2 separate regions of the Homo sapiens genome follow, and region 2 is linked to region 1. A link is an interaction called in ENCODE POLR2A ChIA-PET data of the cell type or tissue named here. Cell type or tissue: GM12878. All regions are shown on one strand. Links, peaks and the distances in the headings refer to the core of each region. The heading gives the core; the rest is flanking DNA.

What was found. Peaks named below come from ENCODE experiments on the same cell type or tissue, not always from the same donor. Only the 100,000 strongest peaks of a DNase experiment are listed, where the experiment ranks them.
Region 2: POLR2A ChIA-PET joins it to region 1 with 5 read pairs; 3 of 35 experiments call an interaction of 5 or more read pairs at or near these places.

Annotation. Positions count from the first base shown.
Region 1 is chr5:137,933,059-137,938,058 of GRCh38, reverse strand. PKD2L2 (polycystin 2 like 2, transient receptor potential cation channel) reads right to left here. Exons shown (of 15, transcript NM_001300921.2): 13 at 2,150-2,262; 14 at 1,632-1,739. The coding sequence ends at 1,649. FAM13B (family with sequence similarity 13 member B) reads left to right here. Exons shown (of 24, transcript NM_001385994.1): 24 at 1-99. Among named protein-coding and RNA genes, the nearest start is that of PKD2L2, 46 kb to the right of the region's middle. In GM12878, for the core only: no CTCF peak of the experiment used is centred there; a DNase peak (open chromatin) is centred at 2,738; H3K27ac peaks cover 1,591 bases.
Region 2 is chr5:137,849,508-137,866,124 of GRCh38, reverse strand. PKD2L2-DT (PKD2L2 divergent transcript) reads left to right here. Exons shown (of 4, transcript XR_948815.3): 3 at 6,862-7,069; 4 at 7,644-12,314. It overlaps LOC107986368 (a long non-coding RNA gene), which reads right to left and starts at 10,263. Exons shown (of 7, transcript XR_007058951.1): 1 at 10,187-10,263; 2 at 9,658-9,775; 3 at 8,898-8,960; 4 at 6,908-6,993; 5 at 5,845-5,976; 6 at 5,565-5,584; 7 at 3,511-4,236. RefSeq lists a silencer at 2,035-2,201 and enhancers at 7,633-7,682, 7,713-7,792. In GM12878, for the core only: no CTCF peak of the experiment used is centred there; DNase peaks (open chromatin) are centred at 7,704 and 9,780; H3K27ac peaks cover 1,702 bases.

The DNA.
Region 1 (5,000 bases), core at 1-5,000:
AATAATATATAGATATATATGTCCACCAGTATAATGGCATTGCTGTGTCTGGCACTTCATTGTACAGACTTTTATAATAAAAGAACTTGAAAGTTCTAAGTCATTGTAAATGTATGTTTGTTTTTCCACTGGGCTTAAAAAAAAAAAAAAGACCTCAAGTGTTCCCTCAGCTTAGGCTTTGTTTAAATGATCCCACCCAGGGGCGATGGTAGGGAACAACAGGGTCACTAAACTATTTGGCTGGCTACAACTCTGGGAAATGGTAAGACAGGGAAAGGCCATGTTGTTCATTCCCTTGTGCAGATCTAGGGAGAAGCCGCAGAGAGAACAGTTAGCATTTCTTGTTACAATGAATTATCCTATTAAGAACACTGGATGTACAGTCTCTTAAGAGAAGAGCTTGTCCTGAGGAAGGTGAGTAGTAATCTAAAAATGTCTTTATATTTGAGTTTTAAAATTCAGGAACTATTGAGCATCAATGTGGAAGTTGAGTGCTGAGGTCAAATGATGTTGCTTGGGCTAAGAGAACATATGGCTATCGTAGGGGGGCTTACATAGCCTAGAAAAATTAGAAGAGTTTCTCTCCAATTTCCAAAATGCCAGCCACACACAACTTTCCAACCCTCCAAATAAGGCTGTTACAGCATCCTCATTTACACTTTCCAAACATAACTTATGACAGTGATACGCCTACCCTGCTCTGTATTTTATTTTTGGGAAACCTTAAATGCATTACACCTTAGAAATGGTCTAGGTAAATTTCCAGTTTGAAGATGTTAGTGAGATTTCTGTAGGTGGCTGGGGAGTTTGTTCTACACTTTGGCTTTTTCCAGAAGGCTTCAAATTCTAAAGAATGGAGGGAGGTTACTTTACTTGGGTCTTATATAATGGTTTCCCAGAATCCTAAGCCTTTATTAATTTATCTGTGGCCAAAGGAATTCAGAACATGGTACCTGACGCACTTGATAGCATCAATAGTTTTTCTACTCTGTAACTATGAGAAAACTGTCTTTCTCTACCTACTGACTGAACTACTGGAGACCTGCCGCCTGAACTAGAAGCATTTTCTTGTACTTTCACTTTTCTAGAATTTGATAATAAACCTCATTATAAAATCCTTTGTACCAGTGTGTGTATACTGGAGGCTTGTCATAATATGCATGGATTGTATAGTGAGTCCCTGTCAGAGGCACTTCATTCTGACCCTAAGGATAGTTTGATGATAGGTTGTTGAGTACTTTTTAAAGTGTGCCTGAAAAGGGCACAAGTTTATGAAGTAATACATGAATAAGAAATGCTCAATGGGCTGGGTGCGGTGGCTCACGCCTGTCATCCCAGCACTTTGGGAGGCCAAGGCGGGTGGATCACGAGGTCAGGAGATCGAGACGATCCTGGCTGACACAGTGAAACCTCGTCTCTACTAAAAATACAAAAAATTAGCTGGGCACGGTGGCGGATGCCTGTAGTCCCAGCTACTCGGGAGGCTGAGGCAGGAGAATCGCTTGAACCCGGGAGGTGGAGTTTGCAGTGAGCCGAGACCACGCCACTGCACTCCAGCCTGGGCGTTAGAGCGAGACTCCGTCTCAAAAAAAAAAAAAGAAATGCTCAATGATTGCATCACAGATTCTTACCTCCACTTGTCTCAATACTATAGAGCTGAAACCTTTCTCACCACTTGATTTAGCTTCAAATTGATGTAGTGTAATTCCTTCTCCAGCTCCACAGCATATAAAAAAAGTCTAGAAAATTTCGAAGGAAGTAGAGAATGAGTCAGTAATAAACTTTCATGTATAGACAGCAAGTTACTAGTGCGAAATGCTTTGGGAAGATAGAATTGTAAGCTCCTAAAACATGCCTCTTGTGGCCAGTTATAGATCTAATATTCTAAAGCTATGTGGAGAACAGGATCTGTTATGCAAATCAAATATAGATGGCAGTTTCTGTTATTTAGAGATAACAGGGATGTAATCAAAAGCTTCTCACCTTGTAAGCAAATGGAGTCATATGCAACTTTAAAACTGGATAGAAAGTAAATAAAGGCATCCTAATAGAGTAAAGTTTTGGGTTCAGGAAAATAATGTGTTTAACTCATGTCCTTAATGCGCATGTCATGATATCCCATAATAGTCTGGTTAGAACATAAGCTTACTCTCGAAATTCTTCTTGAGTGACAGGCTGGTAGTCATCTTGAATTTCCATAGAATAATACTTTTTCTCAAGCCTCTCTTTCCATTTTTTCATCTGCTCTGCGTTTTGAATCTCCTGTCAGGGTAGAGGACAAGTAAAGGCTGCAATCTTTAGTTCTCTATTTCAAGTCTTTGGCACACAAGCATCACAGGATTGAGGATCTTAAGCTGTTCTCCTCTCCAGCCCTCAGATTTTGAGCCCTGCTGACTTTTTGCCCTGCCTAGATTTTAGATCTGTGCATCAGCAAAGTCACTTCAGAGGACTTGATTGGTGTAATTGCTGTCTAGCATAGTTAGGGAAGCTTTGTAAACAAATTATAAATTACATTTCACTGCCTTTTCCCTTTAGCATCTCCATCTAAATTATTTTCTCTTTCTTGTGATCAAAGCTAAGATGTTCTTTCTGTACCTCTGTTATTTAGCAAATGTAACTAGTAATTAGATTCAAAGTGTATCTGTGGGTATTTTTGGCCTTCCCAGCAGCTTCTCAGTCAGATGACTTCAAAACCCCCTCTTTGTAATTACTGCATTGGTTAGTCAATGTGTGTACTCCAGTCTGTCTACGTATCCAAAAACAAGCCCTTTGTACCACAAAATTTGTATTGCTGAACCTTCCTGTGCACTGTTCTCACTACCACCTGCTTTCCTTACAGTGTCCAAATACCCTTTTCCCAGCTACAGATAAAAAGGGCCTGTGTGTTGTGGAAAATAACCATAGCACTAGAAAAAGGTAAAGAGGAGACAATGCACCCAGATGTGATTCAAAACCTTCTCAGTAAATTTGTATGATACTTCCCTGCTCCAGCAATAATGCTAGGTAGCAAAGTGGATCCCTTTATAAGGGTTATGATTACCTTCCTCAGAGAGGATGGTGATGCCTAGTGCCATACACTCTGTGGTTGCTTGATAAGTGTGTACTCTTCTGGTCAGAGAAACTATCTTAGAGAGTGCCTTTCTTTAAACCAACATTTTTTTTTCTTTTGTGTGTGTGTGTGACAGTCTCACTCTGTCACCCAGGCTGGAGTGCAGTGGCACGATCTCGGCTCACTGCAGCCTCCCACTCTGTCACCCAGGCTGCAGTGCAGTGGCACAATCTTAGCATTCGATGTGGAAGTTGAATGCTAACCACCCCTCCCGGGTTCAAAGGATTCTCCTTCCTCAGCCTCCCGAGTAGCTGGGATTACAGGCGTGCACCACCACATCTGGCTAATTTTTGTATTTTTTTTTAGTAGAGACGGGTTTCGCCATGTTGGCCAGGCTGGTCTTGAACTCCCAGCCTCAAGTAATCCGCCTGCGTCGGCCTTCCAACGTGCTGGGATTACAGGTGCGAGCCACCGCGCCCAGCCTTAAACGAACATATTCGAAGTAGGAAAGGATGGCTTTCAATCCTAGTTTTGTTTTGGACACATTATAGCACCCATGGTTTGGCTCATTTACTAATACTTTTAATGTGCTAAAGTGGTAGTCCCTGAAACCATTTCTAAATGACCAGGCCAATTATAAAGTGGATGTATTAGTAATAAAAGTAAAATAGACTATGCATAGTAAACTTATTTTAAAAACCCGTCTCAGCCATCACTCTTTTTGTGAAGCCTTCCTTGACACTTAGAGGAAAGTGGTACCTTTCCTCATAAGCTGAGCACCAACTCTTTGGTGACCCTTGCTCCAAGCTCCTACGTCCTGCTCGCCCTACCACCTTCCCTTGTGGTAGCTGCCTCCTGCAGTTAGTTGTCTCTGGATGATCTTCATGTTCATATTGGCCCTTACACTCCTGCAATATCTCAGAAGCAAATTCTGTATACCAAACTCCCTCTTTTTAAATTACCTAAGTGATTTCTGTTTTTCTGACAACTCTTAACTGATGAATAATTGGTAGCAGGGGAGACCCAAAGAAATAGACCCTCATAGATTGCATGCTTCCACCAAGGGGCACAACAATTGACTTAAACTGAATTTGAGACTGCCACTTGACCGTTTGGGATTCCTCATGCCTACAGAACCAGCAGGGAAAGAAGTGGTTATTTATGTGTTGAGGTGATTGATGCGAATTACCAAGGGGAAATTGGATTACTGCCACAAACTAGCACAGAGCAGACTGTGCCCAAGGGATTCTCTGGTATGCCTCTTAATACTTAGATGTCCAAAAGTAAAAGGTAATGGGAAACCACAGCATTCTGTTAAAGGCAGGACCACTGAGAGTTCAGATTCTGAACTAATTAAGGTTATTCCTAATGCAGCTGGCTGAGCTCTTGGCTGTAGGCAAAGGGAATGATACGGAATGGGTAGGAGAAGGAAGTTATAAATACCAACTGTAGCCTTGTAATCTGTTACAGAAACAAAGACTGTAGCCCTATTCCTATTTCCTTCTTTGCTTGTTATGTGTATATTTTCTTTCTCCTTTATCTAAGGAATACTGGTGGTGGCTAACTGTAGTTTAAACATTAGGTTGCAAAGTATTCTTAAGGAATTGTGATTCAACTAGAAGAGGTCATAATATCCACAGATGGATACAATTACTGTTGGGACTTTGCTTCTCCCTTTTTAGGGAGAAGGTGAAAGTACCTTCATTTGTATAAAGGATAGTTTGATCTTACTGGATAGAAGCTTGGAATCATCATTTTATGGAAGTGCAAATGTGTATGCCACAGGAGTGGAATGGACCAACTGTTCAGCTCAAAATTTACCCTCTTATACTCTGTGATGTTGGGTTTTAGGCTTTGTAAGCTTCATTCCCTAAACTGTTAATACCTGGATTCCTGTTAGATTCTGCCAGTATTTGCAGGATAGAGGGGAGAAAGGTCGTGGGTTTTTTTT
Region 2 (16,617 bases), core at 5,218-10,217, 77 kb after region 1:
GAACAGGGTTTGATTAGGGCATGGAAAAGGAAATAATAGATTTGAGGTCTCTCTGCACTAAAAGTTTGAGGTATACCTCACCAGCCAAGTAGGGAAGACATCCAGGACAACCTGCTAAATTCCCAATTTTGCCTACAGCAGGTTCTAAGCATACTACACTCGAGGAAGAATTTAGTTCTGCTTACTCTTTGTCTTTCAAGCTTTGCCTCTTCTCTAGGTCTTTGTAAGATACAACCCAGGTTACCGTGTGTTACATGTGATAGCCTTCATGGTACGTCAAGGCTAAAGTTTTTGCTATAATGGGATCAAGGGATGATTTAGGAAAGGTAAGTAGGTCCTCTTTTATGATACCATTCTCAGTAGTCAGGGGCTATATTAATAATCTACTGTAAATCTGTTTGTTCCTGCCTTTTAATGTTTGATTTGCTTTTTTGAATGGTGGTTTGTTTCCTCACAAATATAGCTATTTGAATGGTTTAATTGCCTATTTGAGAAAAATCATAGACTCTTAAGACTGGAATTATTACAATGCCAGATGGGTGAACTTTTACTACAACCTGCTCACAAAGACAACCTTTTCCATTTCTTTTTCTAAATTATCAGTAAGGGCCTTCAGTAAATTATTCAAATGCCTTACAAAATATAGTAACTTCCTACTATCTCACTGAAACCTTTCCTGTTACATGTTAAGGGATTCCTTGTCTATCGTCAGTTTCAGAAACAGGGTAGCTATTTAACTGTCTCTCATTCTTCCCTCTTCATATATAGCTCTTGTCTTTCAAAAATATAAGATATATATGCCATTGTAAAAAAAAAATGGTGCTGTGAACTTCTTTTAAATTCGGAGGTCAGATGTGTGTGATGAAACTCATTTCTGCTATATCAACTGAAAAGGAAAACGTCACATTGAGGATGGAAGAACTAAGGAGTGAAGAAAGTTTTATTTTAGTTCACACAAATTCACTGTGGTTATTAAAGTTCTGCATAGATATATAATGAAAGGGAATCCCATTGTAGCATTTGTAATTTGAAATATCCAGTCTAACATTTGACTCAATCTTATATTATTCTCAAGCAAGAAATAATAATGGAATCCATCGGGTTTGGAGTTAAAGAATACAAATGATAACATTAATTTGGCTAATGCTCTACAACTTTCTAGACATATTTACCTTTTGTTATCTGTTTTTGGAGACCTGAGTGTGAGGGCCCACTCCACCACATACATGCTGTGTAGCCTTAAACAAGTTGCTTAAACTTTGAGCTTTAATAACTAATCGAAAAATGAGGCTAGGCATGTTGGCGCATTTCTGTAGTCCCAGCTACATGGGAGGCTGAGGTGGGAAAATCGCTTGAGCCCAGGATTTTGAGGCTGCAGTGAACCATGATCACACCACTGCACTCCAGCCTGGGTGACACAGCAAGACTTGTAACCCAGACTCACAAAAAAAAAAAAAAAAAGAGTAGTACAAGGTTTACCAACCTAAATCAGACGATTGATGAGAGACTCAAGTGAAATGGGAAGTCATATAATGGACATTCTGTAGGTTTATCTCCTTAACTAGATTAAAATGTTTCTGAGAGAGGGACTGTTTACTACTTATTTATCTTGGCCTAACGCAGTGTGGCTCATAGTAGACACTCAATAAAAACTTGTTAACTTTTATGGAATATTTACCCAATAGTTTTCTCCATAGGTGATTTTACTAATGAAGATGGTCATGTGTTATGAAAGATACTAACTTATAAATTCAAGGTCTTTTAAAGTTTTATTTATTTGCTTATTTTTGTTTTTGAGATGGGGTCCCACTTGGACTCCCAGGTTGAAGTGCAGTGGCATGATTCATATCTGTTGCAGCCTCAAACTCCTATGCTCAAGTGATCCTCCTGCCACAGCGTCCCGAAGTGTTGGAATTACATGTGTGAGCAACCGTGCCTTTTAAAGCTTTAAAGGCTCACTTTTTTTTTCTTTCTTTTTTTTTTTTTTTTAAAGACAGGGTCTTGCTCTGCCTTCCAGGCTGGAGTGCAGTGGTGAGATCACAGCTCACTTACAGCCCTGACCTCCCCAGCTCAAGCCATCCTCCCACTTCAGCATCCCAAGTAGCTGAGACTACAGACATGAGCCACCACACCCAGCTAATTTTTGCATATTTTTGTAGAGATGGGGTCTCACTATGTTGCCCAGGCTGGTCTAGAACTTCTGGGCTCAAGCAATCCGCCCACCTCAGGCTCCCAAAGTGCTGGGATTATGGGTGTAAGCCACTGTGCCTGACCTAGGCTCACTATTTGTGTGTGTGTGTGTGTGTGTGTGTGTGTGTGTTTGAGACAGTGTCTTGCTCTGTTGCCCAGGTTGGAGTGCAGTGGCGCAATCTCAGCTCACTGCAACCTCCGCCTCCCGGGTTCAAGTGATTCTCCTGCCTCAGCCTCCTGAATAGCTGGGATTACAGGCGTGTGCCATGACACTTGGCTCGGCTAATTTTCGTATTTTTAGTACAGACGGGGTTTCACCATGTTGGTCAGGCTGTTCTCAAACTTCTGACCTCATGATCCTCCCGCCTAGCCTCCCAAAGGCTCACTATTAAACACAGGTACTTAGAAAAAATTTAGATAATCAGTATTGGCCATCTTCCCAAGGCAAGCCCAGCACGCTCTGTCACCCAGGCTGGAGTGCAGTAGTCTGATCTTGGCTCCTTGCAACCTCTGCCTCTTGGGTTCAAGCGATTCTCATGCCTCAGCCTCCCAAGTAGCTGGGATTACAGGCATGTGCCACCATGCCCGGATAATTTTTGTATTTTTAGTAGAGATGGTGTTTCACCATGTTGGTCAGGCTGGTCTTGAACTCCTGACCTCAGGTGATCTGCCCGCCTTGGCCCCCCAAAGTGCTGGGATTACAGGCATGAGCCACCACACCAAGCCCCTAGGTTATTTTTTAAACAATATTTTGATTTGAGGTTTGTGTTGGGGGGTGGAGAAGTAGCAAATGGTGATGGATTGTGTTGTTTTAAACATAACCTGGTAGGAAAATTCACTTAACTGAATTATCTTTACATTTGTAGGTTTGTTTTCCAAACACAAGGACATTTCTGTTTTTATTCTAAGGTCTGTTTTTCTTCATGGATAAAGAAGAAACCTGTATCACAAAATGTTTTACATTTTTATATTGAGATAGGACACCGAATTCTATTTTGGGAAGAGATTCCACTTCTTTAAAATCTTGTGTTATTTCAGTATTGATTTTTCTTTTCCTTTTTGTTTTTTTTTTGGAGACAGAGTCTCGCTCTGTCGCTCAGGCTGGAGTGCAGTGTCATGATCTTGGCTCACTGCAACCTCCACCTTCTGGTTCAAGCAATTCTGGTGCCTCAGTCTTCTAAATAGCTGGGACTACAGGTGCACATCACCATGCCCAACTAATTTTTTTATTTTTTATTTTTAGTAGAGACGAAGTTTCACCATGTTGGCCAGGCTGGTCTTGAACTCCTGACCTCAAGTGATCCACCTGCCTCGGCCTCCCAAAGTTCTAAGATTACAGGTGTGAGTCACCGTGCCTGGCCTGATTTTTTTTTTCAATAAATCTGTGTAATAAACCCTTAACTGTGAATCTAAGCACAGGGCTTAATATTTCAGCCATGGTGAAATGCATACTGAAAAGCAAGGGAGGACCGACATAAAGTGACTCATGTCAGAATGCAAACTCCCTGAGGACAGGAGCTTTGTCATGATCTATCTACAGAACCAGGAATATTTGTTGAATGAATGAATGTTGGGTCTGTCTCCCTTTACTATTGTGCTTGTAGCTCAAAAGTATTTCCACTGATGGTACAGAAATCCTTCTTTGGAAACTGGATCTCATGTTCATTATGACTGGCTGGTTCAGGAGTAATTGGCATAAAGTTTATGGGGGTATCGTTTGGATTTGTGTCCTTTGTGTAGCTTTTGGTGCTCCAGAGAGAGGAGGCCAGTTTTGGAGAAAATTTGCTCATGGATAACTTGGGAGGACGCTCTGATTTCTCTACTACTTTCTTTCAAAAATATAATTAATCATGAGTTCAGATGGAAACAAAGACTCTTCCTTTTGGCTCAGGGCTGAATTGTAGCAAAGAGATTTTGAAGAGTTATTACCTGGGGAAACTAAGAGTTTGTTGCAGAAGCTGCAGTGCCAGCCTCATTTTCTGCAATACACTTGAACTCCTCAGAGTCTTCAGGAAATGCTTCTGTGATAATCAAGGTGCAGACTTCCTGTGGAAAGAGAAGAAATTCAACTTGATTACTGTATTTGGATGCCCCAAGGTAACAAACATATAGTGTGGGAGGATGTTGGGGAGAGTAGGTACTAGGAATAAATAGATTATTCCTGAGATTAAAAAAAAAATCCATCTGATTAGGTATTTTCTCTTCTCAGTGGGCTCATAAAGATAAATCTTAAAAATACAACCCCATTGGCTGGGCGCAGTGGCTCATGCCTGTAATCCCAGCACTTTGGGAGGCCAAGGCAGCAGATCACCTGAGGTCAGAAGTTTGAGACCAGCCTGGCCAGCATGGCGAAACCCTGTCTCTACTAAAAAATTAGAAAAATTAGCCAGGTGTGGTGGCGGGCACCTGTAGTTCCAGCTAATCAGGAGGCTGAGGCAGGAGAATCATTTGAACCCAGGAGGTGGAGATTGTAGTGAGCTGAGATCGTGCCACTGCACTCCAGACTGGGCGACAGAGCCAGACTACATCTCAAAAAACAAAACAAAACAAAAAACCCCATTAATTGTACATTTCAAAATAGCTAGAAGAGAATAATTTGAATGTTTCTAGTGTAAAGAAAAGTAATTTAGGTGATGCATATCTCATTTACCCTGATTTCATTATATGAATATATTATTACATATACCTTGAAAATATGTACCTCTAATATATATCAATAAAATTAAAAAAAAGTCTTAAACAGTCCCATCATGGTTCTTATCAACTGCCTCTTAGACATGTTTGTTTTCTCTACTAGACTATGAAATCCTTGAAAGCAGGGATTACATTTTATTCCTTGATTTCTAGATTTCTGTAGCTTTAGTCCTATGGAAACATATTCTGAACTGAACTAGAAATTATCACTACCATCACGCTTAGACCTCATGTTAATACAGAGATGGCCACAGTGTGATGGTCACCACAACTACTTCTTGGACAGTGAGCAGTTTGGATGTTCGATGTCAGGACATCTCCTTATTGCTTCTGTATAAAGTTCACGAGTCACAAATCCTAAACCAAGTGGGATTACAGGGAGAATGCATATTCTTTGAGAGTGGGGACCTTGTCAGTCTGGTTCATTGCTGTCTCCTTAATACCAAGAACAGAGACTAACCATTAGTCTGTACTCAGTAAACCTATGTTGAATGAATAAATATATGAATAAAAACACTGATAAATCCCAGCTGTCTTGCTTCTTCTGTTGTGTCAGTTCAAGAGTTGATGTAGGGGAGCCTCAAAAGAGCTCATGAAGGCAAGAGTGACTTAGGGGACAATGTCTTCTGATGCTAATGTTGATTTAATCAATTTTCAAGATTTTAAGAAATTATACTTACCAGGAATGGATGATAAACTTCTGAAAGATAAAACAAGAAAAAAGAGAGAGAATTTAAGTGATGATAATTTAGTTGGGAGAAGGGGCCATATGTATATGAGAAATACCTGGAAACAAATACAAAATTGACTAATCTGGAGTCACAGACGGTAAGTAAATTCTTCAGAAACTCAGAAAAGGTGCATAAAGGAATGAATAAGTGGCAGGGTAGAAGAACTTGATTTTAGTTCTGCTTTTATCACTAAATTGCTCTGTGACCTTGTGAAAATTACTTTACTTACCCAGACTTTCTTCATCCCTAATGTGAAGATTAGACCAGATGACTATATCTTCTCTGAATATGAACCACTGTTGAACACACTAATACTGAGGTGGCCTTTTTCACCGAAGAGAATCATTTTTTCCTAATTTCTCTGATTAAAATAAAATGGAATATTACATTATAAAAATACTGTAGCATTACTGTAGAAAAATACATGAAAGGTTAATAATGGTTTTCTCTATTTTTAATTTTTTCATGTTATGTATTTTCCAGGTTTATTACAAATTTGTATTACTTTATTTTCAACAATGCAATAAATGTTATTTTAACAGAAATATCATATCCTTTGTGTAATAAAAAGATTTTTTCCCTATATATGATGTGTAAATATTTAGTTATTTTGAATTAATATTTAAATGAGTATATTTTCTTCATTTGGCGTAAGAACTATCTTGGATTTGAACACTGGCTACAGCATTTACTAGCCTTGTGTCCTTGAGCAAGATTTTTTTGTATTTCTAATTTCAGTTATTTAACAATGAGGATAATAACACATATTTCAAAATGTTTATGTGAGGATTAAATGAGAAATTGTTTATAAAGTATAAATTCATTGTTTAGCATGAGATAGATCATTATACTTACTACCTTTCTCCAAATTAATTATCTTGTAGGAAAATTACCCAATAAAGTAAAAAGTTATGCATCAGTTTTTTTATGTTTTTACCCTTTAAGAAATATGTTTATTCTCATATTTCTTTTTGTTTATATGTCAAGAACTCATTATGAAAATAAGATTAATTTATGATGATAAACCAATCTTTTCACAGCTATGAAAATTACTCTTTCATCAAAACAGTTTTCTTTGTTGGTTATTGTTGAGAAATCATTTGGATTTGAGATAATAATTGTTTACCAGCACAAATCTTTAAGCCTTTAAAAAAAATCAGCAATTAAACTTTAAAACAGGAAGTAGACTTCAAGGTTAACTGGAATTAAAAACAATTGAAAGGCTTATCATGATACTTTTCCTCAGAATCCGAAAGTCATCTGAGTTGGCTATCTGCACGTTCTCTCTGTACCAGTGAACTTGAACTGTGGCTGTGGCCTGGATTCCGCATTCAAACATGACCAACTGACCTCTGGTTGTAGGGATGTCTTGAAGATGCTGAAGAACAAACACAGAGTTCAGAGGATGGAAGAAACTGTTATACCATCTACAATGATTTGAAATGCCATTTGCAGTAAGAGTGCATCTTTTTTTAAATCATAATTATTGACAGCTGACTGTATCTTAAGGCGCTGTCGGGCATTCTTTTGGGCTTTGTAGTGTGCTTTACAGTCAGGTGTAAATTATTTTTATCTTCATAGAATTATATTTAATGAGAAAGTTATTATTTCACTTGGCCAAGAGCCATTTTATTCAAATTAGAAAACAGATTGGTTGAACACTCCTTCTGTTGTTATATTTATTTTGTTGAGTACATATCTAGTCACAGATTTAGTCTTTATTATTGGTCACAGTAGCATGGGCAGTACAGTAATCACCCCTTATCTGCAGGGGACACATTCCAAGACCCTCAGTGGATGCCCGAGACCATGGATAGTACTGAAACCTGTGTACACTGTGTTTTTTCCTGTAATACACACCTATGATAAAGTTTAATTTATAAATTAGTCATAGTAAGAGATTAACAACAATAACTAATAAAATAGAACAATTATACCAGTATACTGTAATAAGAGTTATGTGAATGTGTTCTCTCTCTCTCTCTTTCTCTTAAAATATCTTATTATACTCTACTCATCTATTTTCAGACTGCAGTTGACCGTGGGTTATTGAAACCACAGAAAGTGAAACTGGATAACGAAGTGAGTACTATGTTGTAATTTCTTAAGAGCCCTGAATTAGGGAACTTGGGCCAAAATATTAACTCTGCCACTGGCTGATTGAAGCTGGTTATAGGAACTTGGAAAAGACTATTAACTTCTCTGGAACTCAGGTTCTTTGTCTATGAAATAGGGCTAGCAAAATATGTGGGGTTTTGAGGTTCATTTCACAAAGGTCTGAAAACTTCCTGTAAAGAGTAAGAGTTATACAGATATATAAAAAGTGTTTTTAGCTAGTTTAGTATCACAATGTATAAATGAATGGATGGCATTTATGTTAAATTTACCCCTTAAATCCTGATCTTTCTCCTCCCTCTACCTGCAACCCCAGAGTACCCTGGAATCTAGAATGATATTTCAGATTATAACTTGGCAGTGAGACCAGAGAGCGGGAATCTGAGGTCTTTCTACAGGTTAGACTAAGGACCAGCCTAACCCTCAGGCTTGATGCCCAGAGGTCTCAGGCATCTTATAGGGAAGGAATGCAGCAGGAGAGACTTGTAGAAATAACAGACATGTACGTGACAGCATCTGTTGAAAACAAGCTTCCAGAATCAATAGCAATGTCACTTACTCTTAATGACATTGTTTTGTTTGTCTCCCATCCTGTATCTGGTACAGATTAAATCCCTGCCCTGCATTTCATACTTTGAGCCAGCAATGGGCATTGATTCCAATTCTGCCAGGTTTGGTAATTGGGAGACAGAGAGCCCAGAGAAGGCTTAGCCCTAGTTTTGGTTTGACCGGGGTGATTGAATTGTGCTATTTCCAGTGGGTGAGAGGGAAGATAGTGATTCCTGGCTGTGACCTAATCAGGACTTAGTTACTACTTTGCTTGTTGACTTCTTCAGAATGGCATTTTATGGCTAGTTAAGAGAATTTGACTATATTTTGAGGTCAGGCAAAGCAGTCTCCTTGGAGGGGACAGTCTAAGCATTGCCCTCCAGAGGTGGAGGACGGCCACAGAGCAGAAGTCTAAAGAGCACAGGGTAAACCATGAATTGCTCTGTGACACTGAGCAAATCATTTCACCCCTTTTCAGCCTCATTTTTTCTCATATATAACGTGATAATAATCTCTGAAATCCTTTCTGATTTCCCCTTTTTTTCTTCTCACCGCTTCACTAATGTCTAAAACTTACTTATAAAATCTAAACTCCATCATGCAGTATGGAGAGGTTACCTTGGTAAACACAGAGGGTACTACACAAGTGGATCCTGACAGGCTGCTGCAGGGACTCTGCATCTGGTTTAAGGAATAAAAGAGAACATGGTGCTGTCACTCATACTGTCAAAGCCCTGAAACTCAGGTCCATGGTTGCCAGAAACTGACGGGCTCAGTTCTAGCTGCTACTGACCACACCTTAACTTTCCTTTATGAAAAGCATGATGCTTCTAATTTCAGTGTCAGTTTGGGTATTTGCTCCAGTGTGCTACACTTGCTTCTTTATCCTTCAGCATTCCATTAGCTGAGATGGAGAAATACAACACTGGGCAATTATATTTGGGAAATGCATATTGGCAAGTATTTAGATACTATATATTAAACATTTAAAAAAAGTTTAAATTTTACTAAATTTTTTTTCTTCCTCCATACAATTGCTCTTCTTGGATCTTTTAGATTTCCAAAAAAGCATCTCCCTCCCCCGCTTTTTTTTTAAATTAAAAGGGAATTCATTCCTCGGATAGTTGGAATATTCTCTTATGGGAACAAGTTCCTAGAAACCAACTGTCCCTTATCTGGCACACAAACAAAGGGCCAAGCCATAGAGCTACCATGGAGTTATTTCTGAAACCTATGGATTTCTTTCTTGTTCTTTTGAGTTCATGCAGCTAGAGGCTTTCTTCTTGTATACTTCTTAAGAAAACTGCATTGACTCCTTTTTCTTGGGCCTATGTCTCCATTACTAAGACCCTCTCAGAAGGCTTAAAACTGAACTTACCCTCTAGGGATTAATATACAGTTGTTGAACTAAGTTAGAGTAACTTGATCTGTTGTTGGAGGTTTCATTCGTTGGGGAGCTGATGGTCAGAGAAACTCTAGTGGTTTTCTTCTTTATCCTGTGGGGGAAACAAAACCAAACACCGTCAAGTGAAAGAAAGATTAGAGGCGACTTTGATAGAAATGCCTCACTGTATACACATTTGAATGTAGCACACATTTTTACCTATAATTCTTAAATTTCTCTACATTTGCATAATCATTTTAATACTTTTTTTGCCTTTTTAACCAATTATTAGTGGATTATGGTTCCTAATTGTTTCACTTTAAATTTCTTTTGTCTCAGTCTGGTAATCAGGGTGTGTTATGAAACACGTTGTCTAGAAGAAATAACCTATAAAGCAAATAATCACTTAAAAGTTTGTCTGCAAAGTCTTAGGTTTTTTTTTTTTTTTTGGTATTTTTTAAAGTGGAACTTTCACTATATTCACACGCAACAAATGCACATCCACATGAGATTCTGCACTTACCCTGAAATTTCTGTAGCACATTTCAACCACAATTCCAGAGATAAAACTTCCTTACTTCCCTGAGCACCTGCAAGAAAGAGAAAAAATAGATTTGTTCTAAATCTCATTGGGTTTTAATACAATTTAGTTCCAGTGTATTGTATTTACACTCGGACTAGCAGCAGGTATCGGTTACAGACAGGTTAATCCAGAACATCTGGATTCTTTTTATTTTATTTTATTTTTATTATTTTTTTCTTTTTAGATGGAGTCTCGCTTTGTTGCCCAGGCTTGAGTGCAGTGGTGTAATCCTGGCACACTGCAACCTCTACCTTCCGGGTTCAAGCGATCCTCCCACGTCAGCCTCCTGAGTAGCTGGGACTACAGGCTGCACCACCATGTCTGGCTAATTTTTGTATTTTTAGTAGAGATGGGGTTTCACCATGTTGGTCAGGCTGGTCTTGAATTCCTGACCTCACATGATCTGCTGCCTCAGCCTCCCAAAATGCTGGGATTATAGGTGTGAGCCACCATGCCCTGCCCAGAACAACTGAATTCTTAACTCAGGATGGAACTACTTTAGCATTCTCCATTTTAGAAATCCAGATGTTTACCTTTATAGAGTTATAGCACTTGTGCCCAGAGGAGGTATTGAGTCATTTCTCAAAAACATTATTTCAGAGGGCATAAATTAGTATCTGTGAATTTGTGTTTTGGTCTGAAGTCTTCAGAATATTTGTTATAGTAAGAAATATATTGAAACACATTGCTATGCTTACTATAAGGAAGGATGTTATCTTAGTCTGTTCAGGCTTGCTATGATACCCTTTAAAATACCTTACTGGGTAATTTGTAAACAATAGAAATTTATTGCTCACAGTTCTGGAGGCTGAGAAGTCCAAGACCAAGGCACCAGCAGATTTAGTATTTGGTGAGAGCTGTCTCCTTCGTAAATGGTGCCTTGTTGCTGTGACCTCACATGGTAGAAGGGGCAAGGGAATTCCCTCAAGTCTCTTTTATAAGGATACTAATCCCATTCATGAGAGTGGAGTCCTCATGACTTAATCACTTCCCAAAGGCCCCAGTTCTTAATGCTATCACATTTGAATATTAGGTTTCAACATGTGAATTTTGGGGGGACGTCAGCATTTGGACCATAGCAGATGTTGTCAGTGTTCCTATTATCTCCATGATGATTTACTAGAGAAATGTATTTCAGTTGTTAGTACCAGGAATAATTGAGCGTCTCCCACGATACTAGTTTAATTTTTCCTCATAGACACTATTAGTCTTAATATTGGTTGTGTTGCTGTGTTAGCTAACTGAAAGTTTAGAGCTCACCTCAGAGCCAGTAATTTTTTAATTTAAAATTTTATTTTCATTAAATTGAATTTATATCTAAATATTCATTTTCAGTTTAGGAAAACTTCTAAGTGTGTTTAGAACAGTCTAGGTATATGAATCTACTTTTTATAAATTGCATACAATTTAAATACATGAAGTATTTTAAATGAAAATTTAGCAACTAAATTCCAATGTTTTAATGCAAAATACAGTTTTAAAGACTAAGTACCAAAAAAGGTAAAATTATTATTATTATTCTTATTGTTGAGATGGAGTCTTGCTCTGTTGCCCAATCTGAAGTGCAGTGATGCGATCTCTGCCCACTGCAACCTCTGCCTCCTGGGTTCAAGCGATTCTCCTGCCTTAGCATCCTGAGTAGCTGGCATTACAGGTGTGCCACCACACGCAGCTAATTTTTTTTTTTTTTTTTTGTATTTTTTGTAGAGAAGGGGTTTCACCATGTTGGCCAGGCTGGTCTCAAACTCCTGACCTCAAGTGATCTTCCTGTCTCAGTCTCCCAAAGTGCTGGGATTACAGGCATGAGCCACTATGCCCGGCTGCAAAATGAATTTTTATATTGATTGCACGTTGAAATGATAATCTTTTATATATGTTGTGTTAAAACATATTATTAAAATTAATTTTACCTGTTCCTTTTTGTAATTTTAGTGTTACCATTAGAAAATTTAAAATTATATATTTGCTGTTCTCTTTTCTGATAGGCATTATATTTTTATTAGATGGCACCATTCTGAACCATGAGCTTTCCTAAAGGGTTAATAAAACTTTCTCAATATCTTCTAAAGTGACTGGTTCATTCAGTTTTTCTGTCTCTCCAGAATAAACTTCCATCATTTATATTTTCCTCAAAAATTCTTTTTTTCAAATATATTTTCTTTTTTTTATTTCCAAGTTTTATTTTAAGTTCTGGGGTACATGTACAAGATGTGTAGGTTTGTTACATAGGTAAACATGTGCCATGGTGGTTTGCTGCACAGATCATTCCATCACCTAGGTATTAGGCCCAGCATCGATTAGCTGTTCTTCCTGATGCTCTCCCTCCTCCCACCCCTCATTCTCCAACAGGCCCTAGTGTGTGTTGTTACCCTCAGTGTGTCCATGTGTTCTCATCATTCAGCTCCCACTTATAAGTGAGAACATGTGGTATTTGGTTTTCTGTTCCTGCATTAGTTTGCTGAGGATAATGGCTTCCAGCTCCATCAATGTCCCTGCAAAGGACATGATCTTGTTCCTTTTTATGGCTGCATAGTATTCCATGGTGTATATGTACCACATTTTCTTTATCCAGTCTATTATTGGTGGGCATTTAGGTTGATTCCATGTCTTTGCTATTGTGAATAGTGCTGCAATGAATATACATGTGCATGTATCTTTATAATAGAATGATTTATATTCCTTTGGGTATATACCCAGTAATGGGGTGGCTGGGTCAAATGGTATTTCTGCCTCTAGGTCTTTGAAGAATTGCTACACTGTCTTCCACAGTGGTTGAACAATTTACACTTCCACTAACAGTGTAAAAGCATTCTTTTTTCTCCACAACCTCGCTAGCAGGTTCTCTATTCTGTTCCATTGGTATATCTGTCTGTTCTTGTACCATACCATGCTGTTTTGGTTACTGTAGCCTTGTAGTGTAATTGGAAGTTGGGTAGTGTGATACCTCCAGCTTTATTCTTCTTGCTTAGGATTGTCTTTGGTATTTGGGCTCTTTTTGGGTTTCATATGAATTTTTAAATTTTTTTTTTCTAATTTTGTGAAGAATGTCAATGGTAGTTTAATGGGAATAGCATTGAATCTATAAATTGCTTTGGGCAGTATGGCCATTTTTACATATTGATTCTTCCTATCCATGAGAATGGAATATTTTTCCATTCGTTTGTGTCCTTTCTGATTTCTTTGAGCAGTGGTTTGGAGTTCTCCTTGAATACGCCCTTCACTTCCCATTAGTTGTCTTCCTAGGTATTTTATTCTTTTTGTGGCAGTCGTGAATAGGATTTCATTCATGATTTGGCTCTTACAGAGCCAATAATTCAATAGACATTAGAGTTAGGATCTCCTAAACTTGTGGCCTGATACTTTTTTTACACTATGATGATTTATTTCCTCAAACCAACATTTAGGTCACATGGCCCCACAAAGAACTTTTATATTATTTCCATGTAGGAGAGGTCGATTGGAAGATGTAGATTAGCCTAAATAACAAAATATGGTAATTTCCAGAAAGTCATTGGTTTATGGAAATAGAATATCTAAAACTAACTATTCGAGAAAATTTAGGTCATAAGTTTGCATTACACAACAATGCTTTAATGAAAAAAAATTGGTTCCCACTTAAAAGTCTTTTATATATAGTGTTTGATACCATTATTAGAACTAGATTTATCTAATCTCCTCCTAATCTCAATATATAATCTCTTAATACTTGGTGGCTCTTTTCAGTCTTTAAAAACCCTTTATCATCTTGAAGTTGTATTACCGTATCAGGCTTAATTTGCTTTAGACTAAAACTTAGGTGATGTAAAAAGATTTACTAATGCTACTTCATGTTTTATTTGTTAAGGTAGATAGTGGGTATAGAATGTACCTTTTATTATTATTTAAACTGTACATATATATTATATTAACTCTTTCCTATGTATGTAGTATTTTATAATAAATTCATAAGATTAAAATAAATCTGTGAACTGAAGCTGCCTTTTGTTTTTGTAAGAGTTAATTTTTTCATTTTCTTCTTCTTCTTCTTTTTTTTTTTTTTTTTGAGATGGTGTCTCGCTCTGTTGCCCAGGCTGGAGTGCAGTGGTGTGATCTTGGCTCACTGCAACTTCTGCCTCCTTGGTTCAAGCTATTTTCCTGCTTTAGCCTCCTGAGTAACTGGGATTACAGGCATGTGCCACCATGCTTGGTGAATTTTTTTGTATTTTTAGTAGAGACAGGGTTTCACCAAGTTGATTGGGCTGGTCTTGAACTCCTGACCTCAGGTGATCCACCTGCCTCAGCCTCCCAAAGTGCTGGGATTACAGATGTGAGCTACCATGCCTGGCCAGTTTTTTCATTTTCAAAGAACAGATAGTATTCTCAGTAGTTCAGAAGAAGATAAATTCAGTTCTGTGAACATGCATGAGATAGAGTATTATAAACATGCATAGATTACTTTTATGTCTAAAATTAGGCACAAACAGAAAGAACCTATATCTACATATTCTCTAAACAGGGTGGAATCAAACTTTGACATGCTAGCTGCATTTGCTTGACTTGGATCATTTTTCTAAAAATGAAAACTTCACAGTCAAACTCTTGCATTGGTGAATGCTTCCTCATGCCTTTTTTACTAAGACTCCAGGAACAACACAAAGGATTTTGGAGTTAACTGACACAATTAAATTATATGAGAAGGTCAGTAGTGCAAAAGATGAATAATAATATAGGTTCATCTTAATAATATCATAAGACATAAGAAACATTAATGTCATAAGACATTAAATCATGCCAGTGACATCACAAGACAGTGCATGATGACCTGGAAGGCTTTGAGAAGTAAGTGCTAGAAATAAGGAGAAAGAAGCTTGATTGGTCTAAGAAGGTCAGTGTGGACCTTCAACTGAATTTTGAAGAATGTTTAGAATGAGGTATGTATGTGAGATGAGGGTTGAGGGTGAATGGTAGTGGGGGATGGATAGAGAAGGGCATTAAGTAACATTCACGGAACATTAAACTGTGTGCCAGATACTGTGGCTTGTACCTTTATCTCGAGGGTGAGGCAAGCAGCCCATGACCATTAGATGGTGTGGAATACTCTGGCGTCAGATTGTTTGCATTTACTGTTAGGTACGTTAGGTTTCCCTCTAAGTCTCATGATCCTTATCGGTTAAAAAGACACAATAGTAGTGTTTATTTCTAGGGTTAGGTGGCTTACAAAAGCACTTAGTTTATATATGATACATATCAAGCGCTCAATGAATGTTAGCTGCTATTATTATTGTGATGATGGTTGTTATATGGAGATCCAGGGGATAGTCTACCCTTCCTCAGAGGTTACTAATCTAGGCCTCCTTGATATTTCTTCTCTTGTGAACTTAGAACTTCTATAATACACTTTTGTTTTAAATAATCTATTATCATGTACTTTCTTTGGAAATTCCTTAAGATCAGGGATCTTTTAATATGTAATGTGTCTCCTATCCACAAAGTGTCTGGCCTACTGTTGAACACATAGGTGTGGAGTTGGTTGATTTCGCAGATTATTGCACAGGGAGATACTACATTTTCCTAGGAGGTGTATGTTGCCTTCTGCTGTTTTCCTTAACCCCGCCTGACAAATAAAAGCAATTGATATAGAAGGATTCCTCCTCTTTTGACCTTGGCAGTAAATCCTAGTATTACACCAGTCATCTTAGGTGAGGTTAACCAATCCTATGATTACAGAGCAAGAGATGACATGAGAAATCTTCTTGCCTTACATCTTTGGAAAACAAAAGTAAGGTTCAGAGAGAGTATGTTATTTGTTCAAGGTCATGCAATCTGTTGGTAGAAGAGTCAAGATTAGAATCTGAGTCTCTTGTCTTATAGCGCAATCCATGCAGGTTTATAGCAAATGGACTCTTTATTACTCGATAAATTCAAAACTGTGGATATTATTCTGAGTAGTTGAGACTGTAATTTTTTTAAATCTTTTATTAGATTAGAATGTGTTTATGGTTCTGAATTCAGTGAGTAAGGGAACAGTCCATTACCAGAACATCCATTACCAGACAGTCCATTAAAGTCCCAGAAGGACTTTACTTTTAAAAGGACTTAAAAGTACTTTTATGGCCGGGCGCGGTGCTCACGCCTGTAATCCCAGCACTTTGGGAGGCCAAGGTGGGTGGATCACGAGGTCAGGAGATCAAGACCATCCTGGCTTACACAGTGAAACCCCGTCTCTACTAACAATACAAAAAAATTAGCCGGGCGTGGTGGCGGGCGCCTGTAGTCCCAGCTACTCGGGAGGCTGAGGCAGGAGAATGGCGTGAACCCAGGAGGCGGAGATTGTAGTGAGCCGAGATTGCGCCACTGCACTCCACCCTGGGCGACAGAGCGAGACTCCATCT